Regions from separate parts of the Homo sapiens genome. Here region 1 is linked to region 2. The links are chromatin loops, found by intact Hi-C in ENCODE. Cell type or tissue: psoas muscle. All regions are shown on one strand. Links, peaks and the distances in the headings refer to the core of each region. The heading gives the core; the rest is flanking DNA. Region 1 overlaps ZNF827 (zinc finger protein 827). Region 2 has its middle 62 kb from the start of C4orf51.

Evidence for each region. Peaks named below come from ENCODE experiments on the same cell type or tissue, not always from the same donor. Only the 100,000 strongest peaks of a DNase experiment are listed, where the experiment ranks them.
Region 1: it touches region 2 in a loop (2.9-fold over the local background); 31 of 110 quality-filtered maps call a loop at or near these places.

The regions. Positions count from the first base shown.
Region 1 is chr4:145,790,433-145,795,432 of GRCh38, forward strand. The region is part of intron 8 of ZNF827 (zinc finger protein 827); the gene reads right to left. It also overlaps a transcript of C4orf51 not described here. Among named protein-coding and RNA genes, the nearest start is that of C4orf51, 110 kb to the left of the region's middle. In psoas muscle, for the core only: no CTCF peak of the experiment used is centred there; no DNase peak of the experiment used is centred there; H3K27ac peaks cover 1,413 bases.
Region 2 is chr4:145,737,259-145,747,000 of GRCh38, forward strand. It overlaps a transcript of C4orf51 not described here. Among named protein-coding and RNA genes, the nearest start is that of C4orf51, 62 kb to the left of the region's middle. In psoas muscle, for the core only: no CTCF peak of the experiment used is centred there; no DNase peak of the experiment used is centred there.

The sequences.
Region 1 (5,000 bases), core at 1-5,000, 51 kb after region 2:
TCCAGACTTTCTAAAATACTAAAATTTTAATGTTAATTTACTCCTGAAATGTTGCAATGTGCTATGCATCACACCTATAGAGTTTTTAGAATACTGAATATATTTCTTTTTAAAATTCAAGTCACAGTCATTTCCAGATATTATTCAAGTAAGCCTCTAGGGATTCTGCAGTTCTCTTCACTAAGATTGGAATCCACTGGTATCCTCAATTATTCTAGTCTTCTTTTCTTATGGACAAGTCTTGATCATATCAATCATTCCTTTAAAGATTTCTAAATTTCCTTAAAGCCCTTATCAGCTCCCAGACACTGCAATATTCTTGTGTGACTACATCCAGTTTCAAATTTTCAGTCTTCCTCTTTCTCTGCTCCTAACCTATTGAATTCTGTATTAACAGGAAATATAACTATTCTACTTTGCCTTTCTCCTGACCTTGGGTTTTAGCACATTATAACATTTTTGTTAGTTGATGGCAGATTTAACATTTTAAGGCAACAGTGGTCACAAATATTTTTTCTCCTTCATCCAGAAATCCTACCTATTTGATTAGGCAGTTATATGTTTTTATATGATGGGAGTTTCTGTTTGTTGGTTTATGTAATTATTTTTCCTCAGGCAGGGAATCACAGACACAGGACTGGGAAATACTGTGTGTCTTAGTTCATTCAGGCTGCTATAACAAAACACTGGATGGCTTATAAACCACAGAAATGTTTTTCTCACAGTTCTGGAGGCTGAGAAGTCCAAGATCAAGGCACTGGCAGATTCAGTGTCTGGGGAGGCCCTGCTTCCTCACAGACAGCCATCTTTCTCACTCCACCCTCACATGGCAGAAGAGGCAAGGGGTCTTTTATAAGGGCCTCTTTTATAGGGGCACTAATCCTAGTCATGAGGGCTCCACTCCCAAGACCTAAGCACTTCCCAAAGGCTCCATCTTCTACATAGCATCACTTTAGGGGTGAGGATTTTAATGTATGAATTGAAATGGGGGGACATAAACATTTAGACCATACCACTTTGTTAGCTAGGAGAGGAGGAAAGGGATTATTAGTATTTTCCTGTGAACGTATGTCATAATGATTGGCAGCACTGATAATTAGTTACCAGTAATAATAAGTAGCATAGTTGGCAAATATTTTATTTTTTATATAAATAAAATAGGCCATCTCTATTATATCATTCTCAATAATTTGAATACACATATACTTTCTTTAATGGTTAAGAAAACTTTGGATTTAGGTATAGCTGAAAGAGGAATTATACATACGAATAGCTAAGATTTATTTAGCACTGATTTTACTCTGGGCACCGTGCTAAGGCTACAGGTTTTACTTATATAATTTCATTTAACTCTCTTAACAAAAGATTAAGGTTGGCCTCATTATTATCCTCATTTTATAGATGAGACAAATCAAGGCACAGAATTGATTATGAAATCAGCTTGTTCTTACATAGCTGGTAAGAGGGACAGCCAGGATTAAACCCAGGATGCCCAACTAGGAAGCGTATGTACTCTACAGCTTCCCTTATACTGCACACAATTCTAGCTGTGTCCATGGGATGTGTCATTCCTCTTTGCAAAAACCTCTGCTTTCTATGACAAAGTAGATAAAGGCTGATAGCCTTGAGGCTGAGCTTCTGGCCTCAAGATTTCTATGAGATGGTGACCTCGTTTTGGACCTGGTGCTAAGGAGGCCAATACCATGTGTTAAATGTTTCTCTTTCCTAGGTGGCAAGTGCTGCTGCATTTCATGGCCTCAGATCAAAATACAACCTCATTAGCTGCTGTGAACACAACGTTCCTGTTGAAGAATAGAATGGAATGGAGTTAAGAGTGTAGAAGGTCTGATGCAAATTTACTCCTACTCCTATTGACAAAGAGTTTGAACTACTGAATTTGTATATGAAAGTCAGGGCATCCTATTGTTTTCAGTTGTCATAAGAAAAAAAAAAAGAAAAAAAAGAAATGGCATTACTACTGTCAATATAAATAAATGAAAAATCTAAGCTACTTCTGTTTGTCATTTCAGGATTGAGAAATGGACTTTTGGCTCACAAACCAGAAATATATATATCCAAAAGCCTAGGAATAGATATATAATTTTTTTTTTTAAGAGACAGGGTCTCACTTTGTCACCCAGGCTAGAGTGCAGTGGCATGGTCACAGCTAACTGCCGCCTCGAATTCCTGGGCTCGAGCAATCTGTCCGTCTTGGCCTCCCAAAGTGCTGGGATTACAGGTCTGAGCCACTGCGCCTGGCTTGGGATATTTTTAAGCAACAGATAATATTCAATAATTCAACTCCAAAGTAGTTGAGCAAAAGAAGTACCTGTATTTAAAAAAGATGTCTTCCTTCCATTTCAATTTTCAAATTGAAAAGGAATTCAAATAAATTAAATTAAAAAATCAATGTAAAATTTTGGCTACAAATAAAACTAGAGAAAGATCAAATAATAAACTGCAAAATATGGCAGGACTACTTTACTCTTGCGTGGAAATGCAATACATTCTAGTTACGTGCCCTGTTACTGTAGGTTGTTTGTGTGTTGATTTTTCTCATGCATTATGACTTGGCCACCTTGGAAAGTGTCTCTTCCTACCCTCTCTCATTACATAGATCTTAAATATAATAGACAATAAATATTTGTGGATTTGCTTAAAATTCCACTAGCTATAGGCAAGAGAAAACATGCATGGATGCATGACATATGTAATTTAATGTCAATAACTTCCACATAGACAAGGCTGAGAAGTCCCAGCCTGTGCACACTGCACCCTTTCTGTATTAGGGTTCCCTAGAGTGACAGAACTAAGAGATATATATATATATATCTCTTATATATATATAATATATATATGATATATATCTTATATATACTTATATATAATATATATCTTATATATATATAAAAAGAGGAGTTTATTAAGTTTTAACTTACACTATCATAAGGTCCACAATAGGCTGTCTGCAAGCTTGAGGACCAAGGAGAGCCAGTCTGAGTCTCGAAACTGAAGAACCTGGAGTCTGATGTTCAAGGGCAGGAAGCATCCAGCATGGGAGAAAGATGTCGGCTGGGAGGCTAGGCTGGTCTTACCTTTTCATGTTTTTCTGCCTGCTTTATATTTGCTGGCAGCTGATTAGATTGTACCCACCAGATTAAGGGTGGGTCTGCCTTCCCCAGCCCACTGACTCAAATATTAATCTCCTTGGCAACAGACACACAGGCACACCCAGGATCAATACTTTGCATCCTTCAATCCAATCAAGTTGACACTCAGTATTAACCATCACACTTTCCTACCCCATAACAGAAAGCTGTTACCTCTAACTTTGATGTTAAAAGTTCAACCTCAAAAGGTCTTTGGAGACCTTCCCTCAGCAGAATCTTTGCCTCATCTTTGGTGAATTAGGGAGAACTGGAAGAAGGCATAGTATTCCTTCTAGTTCATAGAGAACTTGAGATGTGGATAAGCTAATTGCTTGCCTAAGGTCCTCCAGTGAAACTCTGACTGGGGGGAAGTCAGTCTCAGCTCAGCTCCCTCTTCACCTCATCCCCCTGCCTCCCCACATGCTGAGGTTCAGGTTCTTAATCACACTACATACTAAAGGCTTTGCAGAACTAATCGGTCTTCAACCATACACTGTTTTACGGAACGTGTACTAGAGCGGAGAACAGATGTCACCATGAGAATCTTATTTTCTGCTATTTCCCGATTTTGGCCTGTGAACATTTGTAACCTTAATGTTGCATGAACAAAGATTTTTGCATTTAATACTAATATGGGAACTCACAGATCCTCCTTCTCCAGTTGGAAGTGTGCCACATTCTGATTTCAACAGTGTATGGCTGCTTTTTCAGCGTGTGAATTTGCCTCAATGTCCTGTTGGTGTCTTCTGAGCTGAAAATGTGGTCACATTCTAGTCTTACAGGAGATAATGTCAGGTAAAACATCTAGAGATATTTACATTTGTCACTTTCAAAGCACACATAGCCTGCAATCCCAGCACTTTGGGAGGCCAAGGTGGGAAGACTGCTTGAGCCTAGGAGTTGGATACCAGCCTGGGCAACATGGCAAAACCCTGTCTCTACAAAAAGTACAAAAATTAGCCAGGTATGGTGGTGTGTGCCTGTAGTCCCAGCTACTCAGAAAGCTGAGGCTGGGCGGGGTGGGGATGGGATAGGATGGGATGGGATGGGAATTGCTTGAGCCCAGGAGGTTAAGGCCACTGCACTTCAGCCCGGGCGACAGGGCGAGACCCTGTCTCAGAAGAAAAAAAAATAGCACATACATACCCAACACCAGTAAAGGCCGATGGAAAAGGTTTTTACTTGTCAAGACCTAATTCACAGAGCTGTTTCTACTGTTAAGTAAACCAGCAACATCCACAGCAGAACAAAACACTGCATAACACCATATCCCAAATATTGGTTTGGCAAGAAACCATGGGTTAAAAAGTGAGTTTTCAAAGACAGGGCTTTCAAGCAGACTGGCACCTTTATTTCTTCTTCCAAAGTGAAGATTTTGAAAAATGGCAAACTCTGCTGTCTAGCCAAGGCTGCTGAACCACATGTACCTGCCAGACCACCCAAGAATCAGTCAGTGGCTGGCAGACAGCAGGTGAATCTGCTTCTTCCCTCGAGATCCATGTACTGGGGGTGTCCTCACAGGGTCACGCCAAGTCAGGGGCAAGATGTTATGTGTTTTTTTGTTTTGTTTTGTTTTTTGTTTTTGAGACTAAGTCTCACTCCCTCGCCCAGGGTGGAGTGTAGTGGCATGATCCTGGCTCACTGCAATCTCTGCCCACCGGGTTCAAGTGATTCTCATGCCTCAGCCTTCCGAGCAGCTGGGATTACAAAGCACCCACCACCCGCCTGGCTAATTTTTGTATTTTTAGTAGAGATGGGGTTTCACCATGTTGACCAGGCTGGTCTCGAACTCCTGCCCTCAAGTGATCCGCCCGCCTTGGCCTCCCAAAGTGCTGGGATTATAGGCATGAG
Region 2 (9,742 bases), core at 2,386-7,385:
TGTCTTAACATAGCCCTCTTAAAACATATTTTTGTAGGTCCTGTGATTCTAGCTGCTGACAATTTATAGGAAAGCATTTTGCAAACTATAGTGACATATTATGCAAAGGCAAAATGGAATATAAATAAAGAATTATTATCTTCTTTTCTCCCCAACCTTTGAAAAACGATTACTTTCTAATTACAAAAATAAAACATGAATAAGTTCTTCTTTACTGCTTATAGCCCATCATTACCTTTTGGATTCATTTTTCTTCCTGCTGGAGCACATCTTTGGTAGATTTTCTTTTGCTTTTCCTCCCTTCTCCATCAGAGTGGGTAATACATTTTTCTAAGGGCTTGTATGTCTGAGAAGATATTTTGCTCTCTCTCTCTGCATGTTAGCTTGGCTTGTTATAGAACTCTAAGTTCAAATTGATTTTTCCTGAGCATTTCTAAGCTATTCCATCATTTTCTTGAGACTGCTTTGGTTGATGAGCAGTATCCTTTTGATCTGACTCTCACTCCTTCGTAGATAATCCTCTGTATCCTCTTGTACCTTTTAGGATTGCCTTTTTCACCTCAATGCTCTGGAGTTTTGTTTTGATATCACTATGTATGAATTTATTTTTAAAGTTTATCCTGCTTGGTAATGATAGGCTCTTTCAATCTGAGTGTTCATGTTCTAAAATATGGGGTGGAAACCAGACAGGTTAAATTCATCTGTATAGTAAAATGCTGAGGAAGAAAGGAAAGAAACTGTGTGGCTTGAGTGTTGGGAGGAATTTTAAGGGGTTATAGAGAGAGCAAGAGAGTAAGGCTTGGAGAGATTCATTGTTAGTTGGTTCCTGCTGGAGCACATCCTTGATAGAGAAAAATGTGTAAAGAAGACTTTTTAAGCTCTTTGGATGCATATTAAAAATATACTCCCAGCAGGGCTCAGTGGCTCACGCCTGTAATCCCAGCACTTTGGGAGGCCTAGGCAGGTGGATTGCCTGAGGTCAGGAGTTCAAGACCAGCCTGACCAATATGGTGAAACCCCGTCTCTACTAAAAACACAAAAATTACCCAGGAGTGGTGGCAGGCACCTGGAATCCCAGCTATTCAGGAGGTTGAGGCAGGAGGATTGCTTGAACCTGGGAGGTGGAGGTTGCAGTGAGCTGAGATCGCACCACTGCACTCCAGCCTGGGCGACAGAGCGAGACTCTATCTCGAAAAAAAACATATATATATATATATATAGACACACACACACTCCCTTCTTTGGTGTTTTATGAAGAAACTAAGACCTAAGTTGGTGTTAATTATATTTTTTTTCTGTGGGACTGTTGTATCTGTGATTTGATACTAAACCACAAGACTGAACCATAAGACTACTTTAAATTAATATGAATTATATAATCAATTATTATTATTATTTTGAGATAGGGTCTTGCTCTGTCACTCAGGCTGGAGTGCAGTGGTATGATCTCAGCTCACTGCAACCTTTGTCTCCTGGGCTTAAGTGATGCTCCCACCTCAGCCTCCCGAGTAGCTGGAACCACAGGTGGGCACCACAACGCCCGACTAATTTTTTGTATTTTTGGTAGAGATGAGGTTTCACCATGTTGCCCAGGCTGGTCTCAAACTTCTGGGCTCAAGCAATCTGTCCACCTTGGCCTCCCAAAGTCCTGGGATTACTGGCATGAGCCACTGCACCTGGCCAGCAATTATTATTTTTTTAATGATTAGGCAAATAGCCTTCTTTCATTCTGTCCTTGTCCCTTCCCTTCCCTCACACTGTCCAGGCTACAGTTTCTTTTTACATAATGAAAGATTCTTTTACAGAATGAGATGGAGTTAGATGCTCTAAAGTCTTGCTGTTTCTCTACAACTCTCTTTCTCTTAGTCATTTGTCATCGACCTACCTAAACACTTTCTTTTATGGCTAATAGCTTATAAGAAGCATACACAAATACTTTGTCCACTCATTTAGTAATATAATTTCTCACCAGATGAGTTGTCATGTATAGATTATAGATTTGGTCAGAAAAGACTGTGCAGTGACCAAAGTTATAGCAATTTAGGACTCTTAGCTTGAGATCCAGAATGCGAAGCTCTGCTTACCTCCCCAGAAGTTTACTACTCCAGACTGAGGAATTCATCCCATAGATTGTCTTGGTCCACCCATAGAAGTTAATGTGTGGCACAGAGCGTCAAGATTTGGGAAAGGCTCAAACACAAACTGATATTCAACCAACAATAGCATCTCTGAACAAATGAAGGCAGGAGATACAAACAAAATCATATTATGACTTTTCACTCTCTTCTTGAAACATAATCATTGAATTGGCTTTTATTTTATCATGTGCATGTATTATCTTTTAGAAAGCACTAAAAACAATTGTTAAACTTTTAAAAGTATAAGGACAATAGAATAATTATTGAGAGTCCAAATTCTCCCAGGAGATTTGAATTATTTGAGAGCTTTTTCCTCTACTTCTAATATCCACACTAAAGTGTTTGATATGATGAGACAGTAAACATATGCAGCCTGTATAATCTGAATTACTCTCCTGACTAAAAGGTAGAGATAGAGTCGCTGAGGCCCAACACCCCTGACAACTATTGAGCTCCTAGTTGTTAGATGCTGCTACTCTCACTAGATTTTGAGATATGCATAGTCTCTGCCTGAGTATGTGGGGATGCAGTGTGACCTAGAGGAGGGAGATCTGGGAAAGGCTCAACGTGGAACTGGTATTCAACCAGCAATAGCATCTCTGAGCAAATGAAGGCAGAAGATGCAAACAAACGTTAAGTTCAGAGTCCGCTGACATTGGAAGCAAGCCAGGTGAAAACCGTTCACGTGGATCTTCAAGGGAGTCAGGCATTTCTTAGAGTTGCCATCAGCATTTCTTCTTTTCTGGAATGTAAAGTTTCCTTCACTTTGTATGTAACTAGGGCTCTATCTGTATCCAGAGAGGGTGAAATGCTTTCCAAATTATAGCTATCTCTCCCTTTCTGCAAAAAAAAAAAAAAAAAAAAAAAAAAAAAAAGACAAAAAATAAAAAAAAGTGACAATGTGAGGTTTTCAAAACTGCATTTTACAAAAGAACTATGCATTTACTTTATAATTTCAAATGCTATATTTTCCATTTTTGGTTAATCTGTAATTAATTGTGGCTCCTAACTCATCGGGTTTCCTACAGTCCCCTTCATCTTTTCTCCAACCTTTATGTTAAACAGTTAATGCTCTATACATTATATAAATACCCTTCTGAAATTCAGTGCCCAAGGAAAAACCCACTTTTAAAGAGAGGGATTCTGAATAATAACCACCCCTTGTTTTGAAAATACAGGTTTTCATAAAACAGCATTTGTAAAAGCAGGTCCACCTCTAGAGAACATGTGACAAGTATCTAGCAGATGTCATTACTGCAAAGTACTCCCCTCAAAACCCTTAAATTTTCACTTCTTCTGGATTTGCCGCTTTAATGGAAGAGCCCACCATGGCGACACATGCTCTGCCTCTCAAAGTGTGGTCTGCAAGGCTTTGCCAGATGGTCTCCTTCAGAGTAAATGCTTTCAATATGATAATGTTTATATTTGTGATTCTGGCATGAACTAATAATTTTCTCATGATAGTTAATAAAAAACAGATTATTTCATTTCTATCTCATAAAACCCAGTACCTTTCCTCCCATTCTATCTGATGAGGGTGATTTTTTTTCCCATTGGTGAGGTAGCAGTGAGTGTGGGGAGGATTATGGAGCTGCAGCTGTCTCCACGGCTGAAGTGGTGTCCAGCCTAGAATTTGAGATCCCCTCCTCCTCCTCACAAAGGTCAGGCTTGCAATGCATCAGAAAAGGATAGTTTGTCAGGGTAACAGAGACCAGGGCTCCAACATAAACAATCTCTTTGAAACTTCAAGGTTTACCTTTTAGCTGTAATATTCCGGAATTTGGTGGCTGAGTCTGGGGCTCTCTGGCCGTATCCATCATGTTTTCTTAGAGGCTGATCATATTCCCTTCTAATCCTTCATTTTTCCAGTCTAGAATACTTATTTTATAACTCTTGCCACAGCAGAGGGGTGAGGGGTAGGGCGACTTTTCATCCTTTGACCTTTTTTTATTTTAAAACTTTTTTGGACTCTTTGTATTTAGGAGACGAGGTACTAAATTTTATCTGTGTAGCCCTCTTTTCCTGTGGATATTTGGCTAACAGAAACTGGTCCTGGTGGGCAGCAATAGTAGGGATGGTATGAAGATGGATGGCCTACACTTCAAAGGGTGACTTGATAGAAAAAGATATGGAAAATTAGTTTGGAGTGTGGCTGGAGATTATAATGCCACTAGTTTACTCTTCTTCAAAGGAATGTGAAGTAGGGAGTGGGAAAAGGTTAGATTTCCCTGAGAGAGAAGGAAAGCTTTGGGGTCTTTTGGCGAGAGCTAGGATGCATTAACTTTCTTTTTTTCTTTTCTTTTCTTTTTTATTTTTTTAAAGACAGAGTCTCACTCTGTCGCCCAGGCTGGCGTGCAGTGGCTCGATCTCAGCTCACTGCAACCTCTGCCTCCCAGGCTCAAGTGATTCTCCTGCCTAGCCTCCTGAGTAGCTGGGATTACAGGCGCCTGCCACCATGCCCAACTAATTTTTGTTGTTGTTGTTAGTAGAGACTGGGTTTCACCATGTTGGCCAGGGTGGTCTCAAACTCCTGACTTCAAGTGATCCGCCTGCCTCGGCCTCCCAAAGTGCTGAGATTACAGACATGAGCCACCATGCCTGGCTGCATTAACTTTATTTCTTTCAGTACTAAACTCAATACAAGGGTAGACTTTTCTCTTTGTTGCCAGCATCTCACCATCTACTCATTCTGTAACCTACTGGAATTTAGCTTCCACTTCTAACCTGTCATTGAATCTGCATCCTTAAAGATCACCAATGGCCATCAAATTGATACAGGCTATGAGATTCAGCCTCACTCTACTCATCCTTCTGTATGATTTCACATAAAAGTCTCTCTACCGTTGGGTTCTCTAGCAATGTTGTGCTTGTCTCTGGCTTCTCTGTTTCTTCTCATTCTCATGTGTTGACAACTCCTCCTCTTTCTTCTCCTCCATTAAAGCCATCTCCTAAGGTTCTGTCATTGGTGCCTTTGTTTTTGCTGTTGTTGCTGCTGCTGCTGTTTCTTCCATGGTGTTACCACCCTCTCCACTGTCTTCAAATGTCATCTTTGCTCCAACAAGTCTCATCATGAACTTTCTTCTGAGCTTTGGAATACATTTTCAGTTTTCTACACGACAGCATTTTCTTTTTCTTGTTTTTTTTTTTTTTTTTTTTTTTTTGAGACAGAGTCTTGCTCTGTCGCCCAGGCTGGAGTGCAGTGGCACGATCTCAGCTCACTGCAACCTCCACTTCCCGGGTTCAAGCAATTCTCCTGCCTCAGCCTCCTGAGTAGCTGAGATTACAGGCGCCCGCCACCACGCCCAGCTAATTTTTTTGTATTTTTAGTAGAGACGGGGTTTCACCATGTTGGTTAGGCTGGTCTCAAACCCCTGACCTCATGATCTACCCGCCTCGGCCTCCCAAAGTGCTGGGATTGTAGGCGTGAGCCACCACGCCCAGCCAGAGCATTTTCTTCTAGACAGGAAACTATTGTGATCCACCTGGTGAGGATGCTAAGAATCTGCACAAGGATGTTAAGAGTGGAAAAGACAGGAGAGAGTCATAAAAATATTTGGCAGATAAAATAAACAGAGCTCTTTGATGGATTAACTATCCAAAGAGCAAGAGGAAGAAAAAGAAGTAGGAGAGCTAGAAGGGGACAAAGCTGACCCCAAGTTTTATAGGTTAGGTAAGTTGGAGGATAGGTGTGCCCTTACTGGAGTAAGAAATACATGGTAAGGGTCAGATTTAAGGGAGAAGATGATGACTTCAGTTTAGGACATTTGGAACATACCTCATCTCTGTCTTTTTTGCCTTTTGAGTCTTCCCTTCTGTCTTAGTCTGTTTTGTGTTGCTGTAACAAAATACCCGAGACTATATCATTTATAATAAACAGAAACTTATTTGGCTCATGGTTCTAAAGGTGGGAAAGTCTAAGATCAAGGGGCCAGCATCTTGTGAAGGCTTTCTTGCTGCATCATCCCATGGCAGAAGGTGGGAGGGCAAGAGAACACATGAGAGACAGAAGGGGAAGCGGGCTTAACTCATCTTTTTATGAAGATCCTGCTCCTGAGATAACAAAGCCATGCCTGTGATAACGGCATTAATCCATTTCTGAGGGCAAAGACCACATGAGCTAATCACCTCTTCAAGGTACTGTCTCTCAACACAGCTACATTAGGGATTAAGTTTTCAACACATGAACTTTGGGAGATTCAAACCATAGGACTTTCTTAGTGCTGCTAGAATTATCTTCCTAAAATGCAGATCTAATTCATGCCATTCGCCTCAAAATTTTTTGTTAGCTCTTACTAACTACAGAGTAGTTTAGGCATTCAGTCTCCTTGACAGGGATTTGAAGCCCTACACAAGCTGTCTTTGTTTGGTTTCATTGTAATCTTCTAGCACAACAGAATCCACCAAGCAATTTCTCACCTTCTTGCCTTTGCTCAAGCTGTTCTCTCAATCTGGAATGCCCTCCCCAATTTTTCTGTGTATGGAAATCCCACTCATTCTTTAGATTGCAGCTTGCATGCTACATCCTCCATAATGCCTCCTCCCACCACAGTTAGAATCTGTCATTCTTTATTCAATATTTTCACAGCAATTTATGTGTATTTTTCCTTGTATTATAATGCATATGCTCAAACACGCATTTCTTCTATTGGTTAGTAAACTCCTTAAAGCTGGGAAATGTATCTTATTTATTTCCATTCCTTATCAGCTGCCAACACACGATTTTCCATATATTTGTTGCTCATTAAATAATAAATGAAAAAGAGAGGGAGACATTGATCATGGTTAGCGTGGAGGGGGAATCTTGGGGGGAGAAATGGTTGGTAAGGTAGGCTGGGACTTGCTTTAGAATATGTTCAACTGGGATGGAAACTTTGGGCTCTGAAGAAAAGGGATAGGGAATAATGATGAGGGTGGCAATGGATTATGGGTAATGTGAAGGGCTTATATTTAAACAAAGGATCCTGTGATACAAAATCATTCGTGTACACATTTAGCTTCTTATCCACAGGCAGATAAACCAAATTGTTAAGTCCTTCGGCAGGAAATTATTACTCTGCCCATTTAATTGTAACCCCAACTCTTGAATATTTCACTATTGCTGCTACTATGTCTATTGTCTGATGCCATAAAGAGATGGGACCTTGGCTGGGCGCGGTGGCTCACACCTCTAATCCCAGCACTTTGGGAGGCCAAGGCGGGTGGATCACGAGGTCAGGAGATCGAGACCATCCTGGCTAACACGGTAAAACCCCGTCTCTACAAAAAATTAGCAATTCTACAAAAAAAAATTAGTAATTCTACAAAAAATTAGCCAGGTGTAGTGGCAGGCGCCTGTATTCCCAGCTACTCGGGAGGCTGAGGCAAGAGAATGGCGTGAACCCAGTGGGCGGAGCTTGCAGTGAGCCAAGATAGCGCCACTGTACTCCAGCCTGGGCAACAGATTGAAACTCTGTCTCAAAAAAAAAAAAGAGAGATGGGACCTTGACGAATAGTATGGTGATGATCTATGGTGATAATCTATTGCTATGCCCATTTATTTAATTGTAGAAAAGGTGAGCAAGGAGGTATTCATTCTGATTAATAAGATATCTTTGACCCTTAGTTTTTCTTTTCATACATTTTCATCAATCTGTTTTTATATTAAATAGAACAAAGAAAAAATGAAAAATTTTGTCTTTAAACAATTATTTTAATGGGTACATAGTAGGTATATATACTTATGGGGTAGATGAGATAATTTGATGCAGCATGCAATGCATAACAATCACGTCAGGGTAAATGGGGTATCCATCACCCAAGCATGTATCCTTTGTGTTGCAAACAATCCAATTATTCTCTTTTAGTTATTATAAAATGTACAATTAGATTATCATCGACTATAAGACACACTGTTGTGGTATCAAATACTAGGTCTTATTCATTCATTTTTTTTTTTTTTTTTGGTACCCATTAGCCATTCCCACTTCCCCCTAACCCCCTAGAACCCTTCCCAGACTCTGGTAATCATTCTTCTACTCTCCATCTCCATGAGTTCAATTGTTTTAACTTTTAGATCCCACAAATATGTAAGAACATGTCAAATTTGTCTATGTCCAGCTTATTTCACTTAACATAACAATCTCCAGTTCCATCTATGCTGTTGCAAATGATTGGATCTCATTCTTCTTTATAGCTGAATAGTACTCCATTGTGTATATTTACCACATTTTCTTTATCCTTTCATCTGTTGATGGACACTTAGGTTGCTTCCAAATCTTGGCTATTGTGAACAGTGGCGTGAGAAATATGGAAGTGCTGATACCTCTTCAATATACTGATTTCTTTTCCTTTGGGTATATACCTAGCAGTGAAATTGCTGGATCATATGGTGGCTCTATTTTTAGTTTTTTGAGGAACCTCCAAACTGTTCTCCATAGTGGTTGTACTAATTTACATTCCCACCAACAGTGTACTAGGGTTCCCTTTTCTCTACATCCTCACCAGCATTTGTTGTTGCCTGTCTTTTGGATAAAAGCCATTTTAACTTGGGCGAGATGATATCTCATTGTAGTTTTGGTTTGCATTTCTCTGATGATCAGTGATCACTTTTTCATAAACCTGTTTGCCATTTGTATGTCTTCTTTTGAGAAATATGTATTCAAATCTTTTGCCCATTTTAAAATCAGATTATTATAATTTTTTTTCTATGGAGTTGTTTGAACTCCTTATATATTCTGATTACTAATCCCTTGTCAGATGGGTAGTTTGCAAATGTTTTCTCCCATTCTGTGGGTTATCTCTTCACTTTGTTTGTTTCCTTTGGTGTGGAGAAGCTTTTAACTTGATGTGATCCCATTTGCCCATATTTGTTTTAGTTGCCTGTGCTTGTGGGGTATAACTCAAGAAATCTTTGCCCGCTCCAGTGTCTTGGAGAGTTTTCCCAATGTTTTCTTTTAGTTTCATATTTTGAGATCTTAGATACTAGTCTTTAATCCATTTTTATTTGATTTTTGTATATAGTGAGAAATAAGGGTCTAGTTTTATTCTTCTGCATATGGATATCTAGTTTTCCCAGTGCCATTTATTGTAGAGACCATCTTTCCCCCCAAGGTATGTTCTTGGCACCTTTGTCAAAATGAGCTCACTGTAGATGCCTGGACATGTTTCTGGTTCTCTATTTTGTTCCATTGGTCTGTAGGTCTGTTTTTATGCCAGTACCATGCTGTTTTGATTACTACAGCCATGTAGTGTAATTTGAAGTCACATAATGTAATTCCTCTAGTTTTGTTTTTATTGTTCAGGATAGCTTTGGCTATTCTGGGTCTTTTGTGGTTCTATATACACTTTAGAATTTTTTTTTTCTATTTCTTTGAAGAGTGCTGTTGGTATTTTGGTAAGGATTGCATTGAATCTGTACATTGCTGTGGGTAGTATGGACATTTTAACAATATTGATTCTTGCAATCCACAAACATGGAATACCTTTCTTTTTTGTGTCCTCTTCAATTTCTTGCATTAAGGTTTTATAATTTTCATTGTAGAGATCTTTCACTTCTTTGATTAATTTCTAGGTATCATTTTATTTGTAGCTATTGTAAATGGGATCCCTTTTTAAATTTCTTTTTC